2 separate regions of the Homo sapiens genome follow, and region 1 is linked to region 2. A link is a contact called in ENCODE POLR2A ChIA-PET data. All regions are on one chromosome and are shown on one strand. Each heading gives the region's core, a stretch centred on a gene start or an enhancer-like site at or near the end of the contact. The rest is flanking DNA. Distances are from core to core; before and after follow the strand shown. Region 1 overlaps BBOX1-AS1 (BBOX1 antisense RNA 1). Region 2 has its middle 65 kb from the start of BBOX1-AS1.

The links. ChIA-PET counts read pairs that join two places held with the same protein, here RNA polymerase II (POLR2A).
Region 1: POLR2A ChIA-PET joins it to region 2 with 22 read pairs in PC-9. The contact joins two enhancer-like sites. POLR2A ChIA-PET finds 5 or more read pairs at or near these places in 2 of 52 experiments (HEK293 and PC-9).

Annotation. Positions count from the first base shown.
Region 1 is chr11:27,157,702-27,164,430 of GRCh38, forward strand. All of the region lies in intron 2 of BBOX1-AS1 (BBOX1 antisense RNA 1), which reads right to left. Among named protein-coding and RNA genes, the nearest start is that of BBOX1-AS1, 58 kb to the right of the region's middle. Within about 2 kb of position 1,675, at least 2 of the 41 ENCODE cell types and tissues checked have a DNase peak (open chromatin) inside an H3K27ac peak, as active enhancers do.
Region 2 is chr11:27,280,350-27,287,397 of GRCh38, forward strand. No RefSeq gene overlaps it. Among named protein-coding and RNA genes, the nearest start is that of BBOX1-AS1, 65 kb to the left of the region's middle. Within about 2 kb of position 1,887, at least 9 of the 41 ENCODE cell types and tissues checked have a DNase peak (open chromatin) inside an H3K27ac peak, as active enhancers do.

The DNA of each region.
Region 1 (6,729 bases), core at 425-2,924, 120 kb before region 2:
GACCCACTTGAGGAGGCAGTCTGCCCATCTCTCAAGCTGCGTGCTGGGGGAACCACTACTCTCTTCAAAGCTCAGTTGGAAATGCAGAAATCACCCGTCTTCTGCATTGCTCATGCTGGGAGCTGTAGACTGGAGCTGTTCCTATTCGGCCATCTTGGCTCCCAAGCCATGATCACAAGTTCCAACAATAGGCTGTCTGCAAGCTGGAGGAGCAAGAAGAGCCAGTCCGAATCTTAAAACTGAAGAACTTGGAGTCTGATGTTCAAGTATTCCTGGAAGCATCCAGCACGAGAGAAAGATGTAGGTTGGGAAGCTAGGCCCATCTCCATTCTTGCTTTCTTATACACAAAATAAAAGAAAGTAAGCTCTGTGAATTGTTGATTGACTTGTATATCTCAAGTGTGAAGATTTATTTGATGAAAATGTTAAATATTTGTGAGTGTATAGCTTATGAGATGCAGCTATAATACGTTTAAACCAATGGAGTTTTATTGGCAGAGTAAACGTACACTTGCTTCTAATAATACTCACAATAAAAAATAAGGCCTGTCCCAAGTGCCTTAGCTATGGAGTAATCTGTATCAGTCAGAAAAACTTAACTCCACCCCCAGAAAAAGAGGTTAGCTACCTTCAGATTTGTCTCTGTTTATTTACTATGTAGACTCTAAATCCCATACTGGGGAGATTACCTGTGTTGTCAAGGTTTCCTTTCAAGAAACAACAAACTCTTCACAGGTCAGGTAGCACTTAAAGCTCATGAAATGGAGAATAAAGACAAAGTTGGCATTCTGGCATTCAGAAGGGAAAAGTCTTTAAAGAGTAAAAAACATTCCTATAGTTAGTTGTATAAGTGTACGGAACCATGGGGCATTGCATGACCCAATTTTGGGGCAATTCATGAGTAAGAAAGTGGAGAATTGACAAAGCGGTTAGAAAGGAGGCGTGTTCTACAACAAGACAAGATTACAGAGCCTTTTGGATAAATTAGGATTTCAGCTGGTGCCCCCAATTCACGTTTTTTTGTTTGGTTGGGTTTTTTGTTGTTGCTGTTTTTTGTTTTGTTTTGTTTTAGTAGAGATAGGGTTTCACCATGTTAGCCAGGATGGTTTCGATCTCCTGACCTCATGATCTGCCCACCTATGACTTCCCAAAGTGCTGGGATTACAGGCCTGAGCCACTGCTCCCGGCCTTCCAATTCACGTTTGGAAGAGGAAACTTGCAGATCGGAGTGACTCATTCTTCAAGTGTGTTCTTTAGGCAGGGCCTCCATCTAGTGGTTTGCCCTGGAAATTAACCCGCAGCCTTTATTAAATACACACTACTTCTTTTCACAAACTTTATGAAAATAGAAAATTAGAGCTCCCTCATGTAGCATGGCAGAGGAAAATTTCCCTCCTGAACTCATGAATTCTGTCCTTTCATTGCTTGCTAAGAAGTGCAGCATTCTTAACGTCTAGATTTTGTCATGCCCTCTCCATTCATGGAGTTTTCATACCCAGTGTATCTCTTTGCACATAGAAGAAAACTGTGATTTCTAACAACCAAAGAAACAAAACTGTGTGTGTCTATGTGTGTCTGTGTCTCTGTGTGTGTGTAGAGTGTGCTAAGAAAGAGCTCAGCTGTAGAATAGACAATAGCAATTGGTAAAGGTGTGGACATATCATAAGTATTAGTAAGAACAACAGGAGAATGGATGAATGTTAACTGGACAGTGAGATAAAAGCAGATGAACAAACTTGCAAGGGAGGAACAGCATGTCTCACCAGGAAGCAGAATGGGGCCAAAACAAGCTGAATCTCAGCTGGGACATACATAGTCACTGAATCAGTGACGTCAGATTTTCAGAGCTCTCCTGCTCCTATCTGTAACTTTGAACAAGTCCTTCTCCATGTGAGCTTCTGACATTTTATCACTGGATTTGTTTTTTTTTTTTTTTTTGGAAACGAAGTTTCACTCTTATTTCCCAGGCTGGAGTGCAATGGCATGATCTCGCCTCATTGCAACCTTCGCCTCCTCAGTTCAAGTGATTCTCCTGCCTCAGCCTCCTGAATAGCTGGGATTACAGGCACATGCCACCACACCCGGCTAATTTTCTGTACTTTTAGTAGAGACGGGATTTCACCATGTTGGCCAGGCTGGTCTCAAACTCCTGACCTCAGGTGACCACCCCCCTCGGCCTCCCAAAGTGCTGGGATTACAGGCGTGAGCCAGCGCACCTGACCTTATCACTGGATCTTAAAGCTGCTTTAGCCACATACCCCTTGGCAGGTCTGATAAGCAATATGGACCCTCTTCTCTCACTTACATTTAATTTTTTACACAATTTTTATGATTTAAGGACATCCCTGATTCCCAGTTTTACTATTTTGTAGAAAATAGGCCTGTGACAATTCTTAGCACTGGTGCAGTTTTTTCTTTTGTTTAATATTTCCTTATTTTCACTCTTAAACATTTTTCAGTCCCTTCTGTGTGTGCTCTCACATATTTTTCAGTGCCACTGACTCTGTTTTCCCCATCGTTGTTCATTTTTCCTTCTGTTTTCCGTTACTCATTTGTGTCATCTCTCTCCGTTTATGTGTTTTATTAGACATGTCGTCTTTCAGCCACACTAAGAGCAAACAGCCCACTTAAAGAAAATCTTTATGTCCCTCAAGACAGAATCAGAAAACATGACATGGGAAAGTAGATGAGTGATAGTGGGTAAGAAAGAAATTCTAAGAAGTCATGACAGTGAGAAATAAAGGAAGAAATGTACAGAAAGACACCAGATAAAGACCCTTCCAATTTAGGGCAGCACCTTTCAGCTTTTATGAATGTATGCCATATTTTCAAATGCTAGAAATCTTGGGAGCATATGTGAATGTGTGGAGGATTTTTTCCCCCAAAGATGCTCAGAACAATGACTCTCATCCCAGAGACTCTTGTTAAAATGCAACTTTGGCATTCTGCCCATCGAGAGATGGGTCTGTATCCCCTCCCCTTGAATCTGAGCAGTCTGTAACTCACTTGTAACAAATAGATTGCAGTGAAAGTAAATTCTAAAGTGAGGTCAGAAAGGGTGAGGGTCCCATGGAACACCTGCACTGGGGTCTTTGGTTCCCATGTGAGCACTCCAACTGCTCTGAGGCTGCCATGCTGTGAGGAAGCAAGCTAGTTTACATGAGGAGACGACATGGAGAAGCCCTGAGACTATCTGAAGAAGAGATATAAGTGAGAGATCTAGCTGTCCCCAGCTGCTCCATATCTCTACTGTTACAGCTGTAGCCACCAGCTCACTGAAACTTCATTAAAGACTCCAGAACCATCCAGCAGAGCCTTTCCCCAAATCACTAACCCACAGAAACCAAGAGAGATGATAAAACAATTGTTGTATTAAGCCAGTAAGTTCTGGAGTAATTTGTTACACAGCAATAGATAATTGGAATGAAAAGAAAGCATCGAAACAATTCTAAAGAAGTCAGGGATCATTAGAATGTAATCACCACTGCAGAATCATTGTGACTCACACTGCCTATAAAAACATCCTTGATTTCTTCCACAGACTGATTTCTTCCACAGACTCTCCTCAGCAACATTCCCTTCTGGGTATACTCAAGTTCCAGTAAACACTCTCATTCCGTGACTCTGGCTTGATATAACTATTCTATACCCTGCCCTGCAGTGCCTCCCTGACCAGCTCATCTCAATGTGTCATTTCACAGACACCAACATAATACAAAAGTATTTGGATCAAAATCTAGTGGCTCACCTAGTACCCAGATCTTGATGTCTAATACTATTTTTCAATAAAAGGAACCAGGGATCCTTGGAGAAATGGCTGATTCCAGAGCTGGGGCACAGAAAATACAAAGTGAGCCTGGAGCATCTTTCAATGCTAGAAAGTAAGGAGGTATTCAAAAAGCAAAAGGATGATAAAAGTATACACGAGTCAACCTGGAAAAGCACCTGATGGCCAAAGCTAAAATAATTTGAAGAACAAAATAATGTAGTATTAGGTTATTATCCAAAGTATAAATAAATATTTATCCATCTCCCTTTTATAGATAATATTTGGAAAACAATTATAGCTGATAACAATAATTACTTACATATATTACTATGTGGTAGGTCCTATTCTAAACACTTTGGATATATTAATTATTTTAAGGTAAATACTATTGTTATAATCATTTTACAGATGAGAAACACAAGGCTTGTCATGTCAAGGCACAAATCGAAAAGAATAACATTTGTACAGCACTTTGTAGGTCCTGGCAGGCATAAGAAACCATCTGTGGGGGCACTGGCCACCTCAGGCCCTATCTAGCCATCCAACAGTTGACTATACTAGTGAATTGTTTCAAGGCACACCAAGAAGCTCTGGTATAATTTTCTCAATGTACACAGCCTATAATTTAAACCTAGGTCTACCTGACACCACAATGTGACCTCTTGAGCTCTCTGCCCTATAACCAAAATACTAAATTCCAACACTGTGCTAATAATTATATTAAGATTATATGATCATACTGATTCAATGTAGAGTCTCAGAAGCTATACAAACTCTTTCAAGGCCCTGAAGAAAATGTAGCTATTAACCTATTGAATAAAAAGTAAAGTATCTGCCCAAGCAAGACACCCAGGACTAACCTGCTCAATGGAGAGACACAGAAAAACCTCTCAAGCAGAACACAGCTAACCTGAACTCTCTGTTCCCAGAACTTTAGCTGAGTCTCACTTCTAGGGGAAAAAAACACACACACACGGGAACAAGCTGATTTATTTTCCTTGACCTAGAACAAAAATCACAACATCTAGGGGTTTTTTGAGGTCAGAACAAACTCAATGTTCAGCCTCCACCCTCTTCCACCACAGGAACATTATTAGAAAAAAGGATAATGGCATTGTAAAAACAGAGCAGAGAGCAGACAGGGGAGGGGACAAGGGAGGGAGTGGAATATTCTTTGCAAACACCTGCTACGTGCTAAGAACTGCGCCAGACGCCATCTAGCATCACTTCATTGCTTTTCATAGCAACAGTTTGAGAAAAGTGTCATGAACTCCATTTTACATGTGAACCCAAGGTTTAGAGAGGTAAAATAATTTGCCTAAGATCAGCTAATCAATGATGAAGATAGTATTTGTGTCCAACTTGACTGGCTCCAAAGCCCATGTCTTGGATAGTTAAAGGGATAGGCAGACCCCTAAGCTCAAAGAAAGGCTAGGCCCTACAGATGGAGATCCAGAAAGGTCCTCATGATGCTGACAGAATGCAGGTCCCAAACTCCATGTTTGTTAAGTAGGGATAAATCTAAAAATAGAAATGAATGGCATATCCCTCTTAGTACAGGTAGGTATGACAGTGGGAAATGACTCAATAGGGGTATACTAGGGTGTCACAGAAGGCTGGATTACAGAGGCAGGCTTCCTGTCTCACAGAAGCAGAGAATGCCAGCCATAAGCTAACATTTATTGAGTGATGCTATAATCTAAGTGAGTCCCCCAAAATTCATGTGTTGGAAACTGAATCTTCAATGCAATACTGTTGAGAGGTGAGGCTTTTTGGAAGATGTTTAGGTCATGAGAGCTTCTCTCTCATTAATGGATTAATGCCACTATAAAAACGTTGCAGAAGTGGATCCTCTCTCTTCTGTTCTTCTGCCATGTGAGGACACAAGGTTCCTCTTCTCCAGAGGATGCAGCAACAAGGCACCATCTTAGAACCTGAGAATGAACCTACTGGTGCCTTGATCTTGGACTTCCCAACCTCCAGAACTATAAGAGATAAATTTCTGTTCTTTACAAATTATCCAGTGTCAGGTATTCTGTGATGGTAGCCCAAAATGGACTAAGACAGATACTTACAATATGCAAGATACTTTTCTTAATAAGTATTTTCTTATTTAATTCTTGCAGCAGCGCTATGAGGAAGACACAACTATTATCTCCAGTCTACAATGTGAAACTGAGAACTAAATTGCTTACCTAACTAATCTAATGTCCCTTAGAAAGTCAGGATAGAGCCAGGAACTCTGATTCCAGAACCTAAGTTCTTAACCATGAAGAGGAAAGAAACTAAATTCAAATACTAAGGTTCATACTATGTTATTCAGTCTAATTAGAGTATTAAGTTGTATTGCCATTACAATAATGAATTTCACTTTAGTAATGAATTTTATTAGCATTAATTTTTATTACCATAGTTTTGAATTTTATTATAACCCTTGGCTTAATATTTATAATATATTGCATGTATTATTTTAGTACTGGGTTTTATGGTGATGGTTATTATTGTCACAGTTCAGGATTTTATTATTGCTATGTTTAGTGTTTTAATAATTACTTTTGGTCAGGCACAGTGGTTCACGCCTGTAATCCCAGCACTTTGGGAGGCCGAGGCGGGTGGATCACGAGGTCAAGAGATCGAGACCATCCTGCCCAACATGGTGAAACCCTGTCTCTACTAAAAATACAAAAATTAGCAGAGTATGGTGGTGTGTGCCTGTAGTCCCAGCTACTCAGGCGGCTGAGGCAAGAGAATCGCTTGAGCCCGGGAGGCAGAGGTTGCAGTGAGCCGAGATTGCACCACTGTACTCCAGCCTGGTGACAGAGCAAGACCCTGTCTCAAAATAAATAAATAAATAAAATAACAATTACTTTTAAGGCCTACATAGAAGAGGGGGTGGTGGGGAATGACAATCATGGTATGAAACCAATCTCATGTTTGCATGTGTCAAATGAAGAATGGGT
Region 2 (7,048 bases), core at 637-3,136:
TCTGTTCTCCACAATGCTTAGTGGTGCTCAACTCAGAGTAGACTTAAAAAATGATTTCCTGTCTGAATCCCAAAGGCCAAGCTCTGTGTAACTCAATTTCCTTCCCATGTTTCATACTTTACAGATGTACCCCTCTTTCCCAGAATATTTACCATTATATACATGAAATGCTCAGTTTCTAAGAAGATTTTATTTTCTTTTTTCTTCTTCTTTTTTTTTTTTTTTTTGTGAGACAGAACCTTGTTTCCAGATTGGAGTGCAGTGGCACGATCTCAGCTGACTGCAATCTCTGCCTCCCAGGTTCAAGCCATTCTTGTGCCTCAGCCTGCCGAGTAGCTGAGATTACAGGTGTGTGCCACCCCACCCAGCTATTTTTTTTTTATTTTTATTTTTAGAAGAGACAGGGTTCATCCATATTGGCCAGGCTGGTCTCGAACTCCTGACCTCAGGTGATTCACCTGCCTCAGCCTCCCAAAGTGTTGGGATTACAAGCATGAGCCACTGTGCCCGGCTCTAAGAAAATTTTTTTCTAAATTATCATGATTTTCTCGTAGTTTATAATCTTCAAAGTCATTACACAAACATCAACTCATTTAAATTTTATAGCAATTGGTTGAAAGAGGCAGAATTTCAATGTGTCCTTTTTATGGTTGGGGAAACTGAGACCCTCTGATGTAAAGTAATTCCATCAAGGTCATGCTGATTAATAGTAATAACAGCCATTACTGCTAACATTTTTGAAGACTTATGAAGACTTTTCACATTTTTGAAGACTCATGTGAAGAACAAATGAAATTGCTGATATTTATCATTTAACCTGTCAGGAAAGGTAATTTTATATTGTTCAACCTAAACACTAAATGCGTTATGTAAGTTAATCCTCCTATGAAGCCTATAGGGTAAAAATGTCTATTTTATCAACAGGGAAAATGAAGACTTAAAAGTGAAGACATTTGCCCAAGGTCAAAGAGGGGAGCCAGGATTCAAACCCAGGCCAATATGATTCCAAAACCCAGACTGGCAACAACTCTTACCATATGGCCTCTCTAGTGTATGACTAGGAAGTGGCAGAGTTTGCACTGCTGCTTAGCTCACTGACTGTTGATACAACATTTTTAGTATTTAAAACTCGGCATGTTTATACTCACTCCCACAAGAACCACATAAAGGAGAAAAGATCATCCCCATATTAAGGATGAGAAAGTTGAGACTCAGAAAGTTTTAACGTCTTGGTCAAAGTCACACAGTTATTAAGTGGTGGGATTGGGATTCAAACTAGGGCTGCACAACATCAAAGTTTGGGCTCTTTACCACTGTATCAGTGGTTCCCAAATCACCCAGGAATCTTTTAAAACATCCTAACTTCAGGTGGCCAATTAAATCACAACCTCTTGGGGTGGAACACGGGTATTTGTAGTTTCTAAAACCCCCCAGGTGATCCCATTGTGCAGACAAGCTTGGGAACTACTGTACTTCACTCCATTCCTCCCCACCCAGTCTACCACATTTCTCCCATATCAAACCAACAGGCTGATAACATCTGGCCTTGAGGTCTCTGCTGTCGGTTTAACCCCACAGTAGTGTTCTTAATCATGCTTTATACAGAGTGAATGCCTATTTCCCAGACACATTCTGCAGAGAGCTAACAGCAGGAACCAAAACCAGCCCCAGCAATGAGACAATCACAGTATCTCTCCATTGAGAACAATCAGCTGCAACTGAGGCTGAAATAGAAAATGTTTCATCAAGGGAGGCCCTCAGCTCTCCTAGGTATTTAGCTTTTGGCCTTAGTAAGTACCCTGAACCAAGACAGCTGAGCTGCGCTGGAGTCTGGATGGAGAGCAAGGAGGGAGGCACTGGCGAGTCTGGCCAAGTGGGACAGCCCTCTGCCCTCACCATTACTCATATTCGTCATGTTGGGGTCAGGGCCGTGCTACTGAACATAAACTGGGAGGCCTACATTCCCTCCAACTGTGTCCAGTCACGACCAGTTCAGAATACTTCATCTTTACAAACTTTGCTTATTTTAAAAAATGTTTCCTTGATTCCTGCAAGCCAAACCCATGGAAAAATAACGGAAACCAAATGCCAGGGAAATAGAGCCAAAGCAAACACATGTGAGCTCTGAAATAACAGGAGATACTGTGGTCACGTCTGACCTTCTGAACTGTGCTATGGGTTGAAGCAAAAACAGCTCTTGCTGCTCCTTAAGAGGTGCATGGTAATAGTTTATTTGTAATGTGGAAGAGCTTGGGTTTAGAGAGATCACCATTTAAAATAGTAGGGACTTGGCCACAGAGCCAGAAATAATATCATTTTGAGGAAAGACTTTTTCTTATAAATGGCCACCCTTCACCTCCAATGATCAACATTAACCCAAGATCATCTGATTTTTATCTTTTATCTTTTATTAATAAGACCTCCAGAGCTTCTACAAATGTTTCTCTTCTAATTACACCAATATTTTGGTGCAGTCTAATATAGAAGCAGGAATGAAGTTCACTTGTTTATTTCAGCAGCCTGCAAGAGACAAATGGAGAAGGGCCCAGATGAAAATGTGAAATGATGACCCAGGGTCAAAAGGGAAAACAGAGACGACTCCTGGTTTTCACACTAACCAGTTCAGTCCCCAGCAATATGGCAGCGTCAGACCTGCTGGGGGCCTGCCAACAGTTACATTCCTGTGAAAAGCCAGTGGCTGCATTTTGGGGCACACAAAACAAGTCACCAGGAGAAATTTGCTCCATGTTAACATTACCAAGAAAAGACCACAAGCTACAGAGTTTATGCAAATGACGACTGGTTCCCATGGAAGAAATGCTTGTATTAAAATTGGCAAGTTTGCCTAAGAGTAAAATACTTATTTTCATTAACATGAAAACATGTTTTTCAGATAATATTCTCTTCCTTTAGTTACATCATTAGATGGAAAGCTAGAAGGTACATTTTTTCCTCCCTGAAGGAGAAAAGAAATACATTGTAAAAATAGCTTTATTGTAATTATTGTGGGGGAAAATAACCTATACATGAAGTAATAGCAAATACCTAGTAGTCTTTACTGTGTGTTCAGTCACAATGAAGCTTCACTCCTCTCCATGTATGCTATTATTGTCCAGATAATCTGCATGATTGCTATTATTGTCCAGAAGTTTTATTTTTATTTTAATGGAGTCATATTTATCAATCATTTCAGCTGTTCTTTCTCTTGTTTAAGAATTTTTTTAAACCCCCAAAATCAAAATAATTCCTCTACATTTTATTCTACAAGGTTTAAATATTCAATTTTTATATTTAGGTATATAAATTATTTGGAACTTATTTTGGATTAAATAATGAGATAGCAATCTAATTTACTTTTTCCCACTGGAGAATAAATTTTCCCAATCTCACTTATTCCCACTACCTCCATCCTTTCCACATTGGTAATGCCACATTTTTTGTATGTCAAGTTTACATAACTGTATGGGTTATCTTCTGAGCTCTGTTCTTTCTATTCCTGTTATGATATCCACAATCTTAATTACTACAGCTTTGTAATATGTTTATATTTGGTAGGACAATTCCAATACCCTCCCCACTCCATTTTATCTATCTTCTTTTTTGACATTAACCTTTGCCCTTTTATATCAATTTTAGGATCACTCGATTAAGTTCTAGGAAAATCCTATTGAGATTTTTGTCATAATCTGCAAGGCAATTTGGAAGTGGAACTGATATCTTCTTGATACTGAATCATCACATTAATGAACATGATATGCTTCTCCATTTCTTTAGCTTTTCTTAAAAATTTTTGAGAAAAATTTCTAAAAATAAAATTTTACCATAAAGGTCTTGTACATTATTTCACACATATTCTCAAATGCACTAATTTTTATGCTAACGTGATGTGTTTTTACAAGATATTTTTCTAATTGTTTTATAGAAATTCAAATGAAGTTTGTACATTAATAACTTATCCAGAAATCTTGCTAAGGTTTATTAGTTCTAATAATTTATAGATGTCCTTGGGTTTTCTATTGAGATACTCATAATGCCTGTGAATAATAACAGTTTTTTTCTTCTTAAATTATTTTATACTTTCTTTTGCCCATCAACATAAGGAATCTTTGTTTTGTTCCTTATTTTGGAGAGAAAGATTTTAAAATTTCATCATTAAAGATGATTGCTGTCCCACAAAAGAAATAAAATTATGTCTATATTTGCAGCAATATAGATGGAGCTGGAGGTCATAATCCTAAGTGAATTAATGCAAGAACAGAAAACCAAATACTACATGTTCTCATTTATAAGTGGGAGCTAACCATTGAGCACACATGGACATAAACATGGGAACAATAGACCATGTGGACTACCAAAGATAGGTGGGAGGGATCAGGGAATGGGTCAAGACCTTTAGGAGGCCGAGGCAGACGGATCACCAAGTCAAGAGATCGAGACTATCCTGGCCAACATAGTGAAACCCTGTCTGTACTAAAAATGCAAAAATTAGCTGGGCATGGTGGTGCCCGCCTGTAGGCCTAGCTACTCAGGAGGCTAAGGCAGGAGAATCACTTGAACCCAGGAGTTGGAGGTTGCAGTGAGCCAAGATTGAGCCACTGCACTCCAGCCTGGCAACAGAGCGAGACTCCGTCTCAAAAAAAAAAAAAAAGTACCTATTGGGTACTATGCTCATTACCTGGGTACAAGGTACAATATACCCATGTAGCAAACCTGCACATGTACCCCTGTGTCTAAAATAAAAGTTGAAGAAAAGAAAGAATATGTAAAAGTAAAAAAAAAAAAAAGGTCATTCGAGGTTTTTAGTACCTATCTTTCATTTAGAAAGACTCCTTGTATTCCTATTTTGTGAGGGGTTGGCTAAGAGAATTTTCTAATCATGAATAGGTATTGAGTTTTATCAAATGCTATTGAGATAATCATATGGCTTTTCTCGTTTAATCTTTTTAATATAAATCTGTGCATTCCTATGACGAATTTTATTTTATTTTAATACACTTATTAACTTTCTTGTCGTTTGTTTAGTTGTACATATGATATACATTTATAAGTAAGGCTGATTTGCAATCTCCTTTTTTTATACTCTATTTATCTGAGTTGGGGAATATTCCTTTGTTAATTATTCTTCAGTTAAATTGACACCAACATGAGATGATCTGTTCCTTGAATGCTCAGCCAAACTCATCTGGGCCTATGTGGGGGACAAGAGTAAGCTTTTTAACAGCTGATTCCATGTCTTTAATGGTTAAGGCTGTACTCCTGCTTCAATTTCTTCTTAAGGTAGCTTTGATAAATCATATTTTCCTTGGACATTGATCATTTCCGTCTTTTCAAATTTATTGGTATAGTATCTCCTTTTTCATCTGTATGGCATCAGCAGTTATGACCCCTTTTTCATTTCTAATATTGTTTGTAAATGCTGACTTGTTTTTTCAAAAAGTTTGGCCAAATCCTTGTCCATTCGTTTTTTTTCACAGATTCAATTATAGTAGACACTGCTTTAGTTCCATCCAGATTCCCTAGGGCTCTTTTATTCCTCTTCCAGATTCAGGGTGGTTTCCCTTCCCAGGGCCAGTACCTAAAACTTTTTTTTCAGAAGACTGCCCTCAGGCTACTGGAGGCACTTTGGCCACTTACACAGAGACACTGAAGTGTCTAGGAATCCACATCCACTCCAGTTAGCCCTTAGCCAATAACTGACAGCTGTGGGAGTATGGAGGCCCCAGGAGAAAGAACGCTGAGTGTACTTCACACATCAGAAACCCACCGTGGGATCAGATGGGAGCTGTTCTCCCTGGGACCTGGCCTGAAATGGTACCCTTGCCTATTTTTCCCTGGCCAGTTTTCACTGCCCCCTTACCTGCTTCTCTACGGAGCTTTTCCTTCACGGGTGAAATACACACTCATCTTCATCTCAGAGTCTGCTTCCGAAGAAACTAAGACAACAGCAGTTTTTCTTTTTTTCTTATTCTTTTTATTGTGTTCTGTTTTCTTTTTTTTTTTTTTTTTTTTTTTTTTGAGACGGAGTCTCGCTCTGTCGCCCAGGCCGGACTGCGGACTGCAGTGGCGCAATCTCGGCTCACTGCAAGCTCCGCCTCCCGGGTTCACGCCATTCTCCTGCCTCAGCCTCCCCAGTAGCTGGGACTACAGGCGCCCGCCACCGCGCCCGGCTAATTTTTTTTTGTATTTTTAGTAGAGACGGGGTTTCACCTTGTTAGCCAGGATGGTCTCGATCTCCTGACCTCATGATCCACCCGCCTCGGCCTCCCAAAGTGCTGGGATTACAGGCGTGAGCCACCGCGCCCGGCCATTGTGTTCTGTTTTCTAAGACTGTGTCATTAATGCGTCTCGTACCTTTCTTTTTTTTCCCTACTATTTCTGGGATATTTAATTTTCTTAGATTAGATGATTAGCTCCTTAATTCACAGTCTCTTTTTCTTAATATAATTATCTAAGGCTGGAAATTTTACTCTAAGCACTACTCTAAGCACTACAGCCCACAAGTTTTTGTTTTTTTTTGTTTTGTTTGTTTTTTTGAGATGGAGTCTCTCTCCGTCGCCCAGGCTGGAGTGCAGTGATGCAATCTTGGGTCCCTGCAACCTCCACCTCCCAAGTTCAAGCTATTCTCCTGCCTCAGCCTCCCGAGTAGCTGGGACTACAGGCATGTGCCATCACGCCTGGCTAATTTTTTGTATTTTTAGTAGAGACGGAGTTTCACCATGTTGGCCAGGCTGGTCTCTAACTCCTGACCTCAAGTGATCCACCCCCGCCTCGGCCTCCTAAAGTGCTGAGATTACAGGCGTGAGCCACTGTGCCCGGCACCATTCCCCAAGTTTTAATGTGTTTCATTTTCATTATTTTTAAAGTGTAAATGTTTTCTCATTTTCATATTTATTTTCTCTTTGTGATAATCACTAGTACTGGTAACTGACCTGTCCAGCTCTCCTCTTTCTGGCCAGGTCCCCATCCTCTTGAAGTCAGCTATGCCAATGAATATGTTTTGGTCAACAGAATACGAGTGAAAGTGATGTGTGTTCATTCCACCACTGCA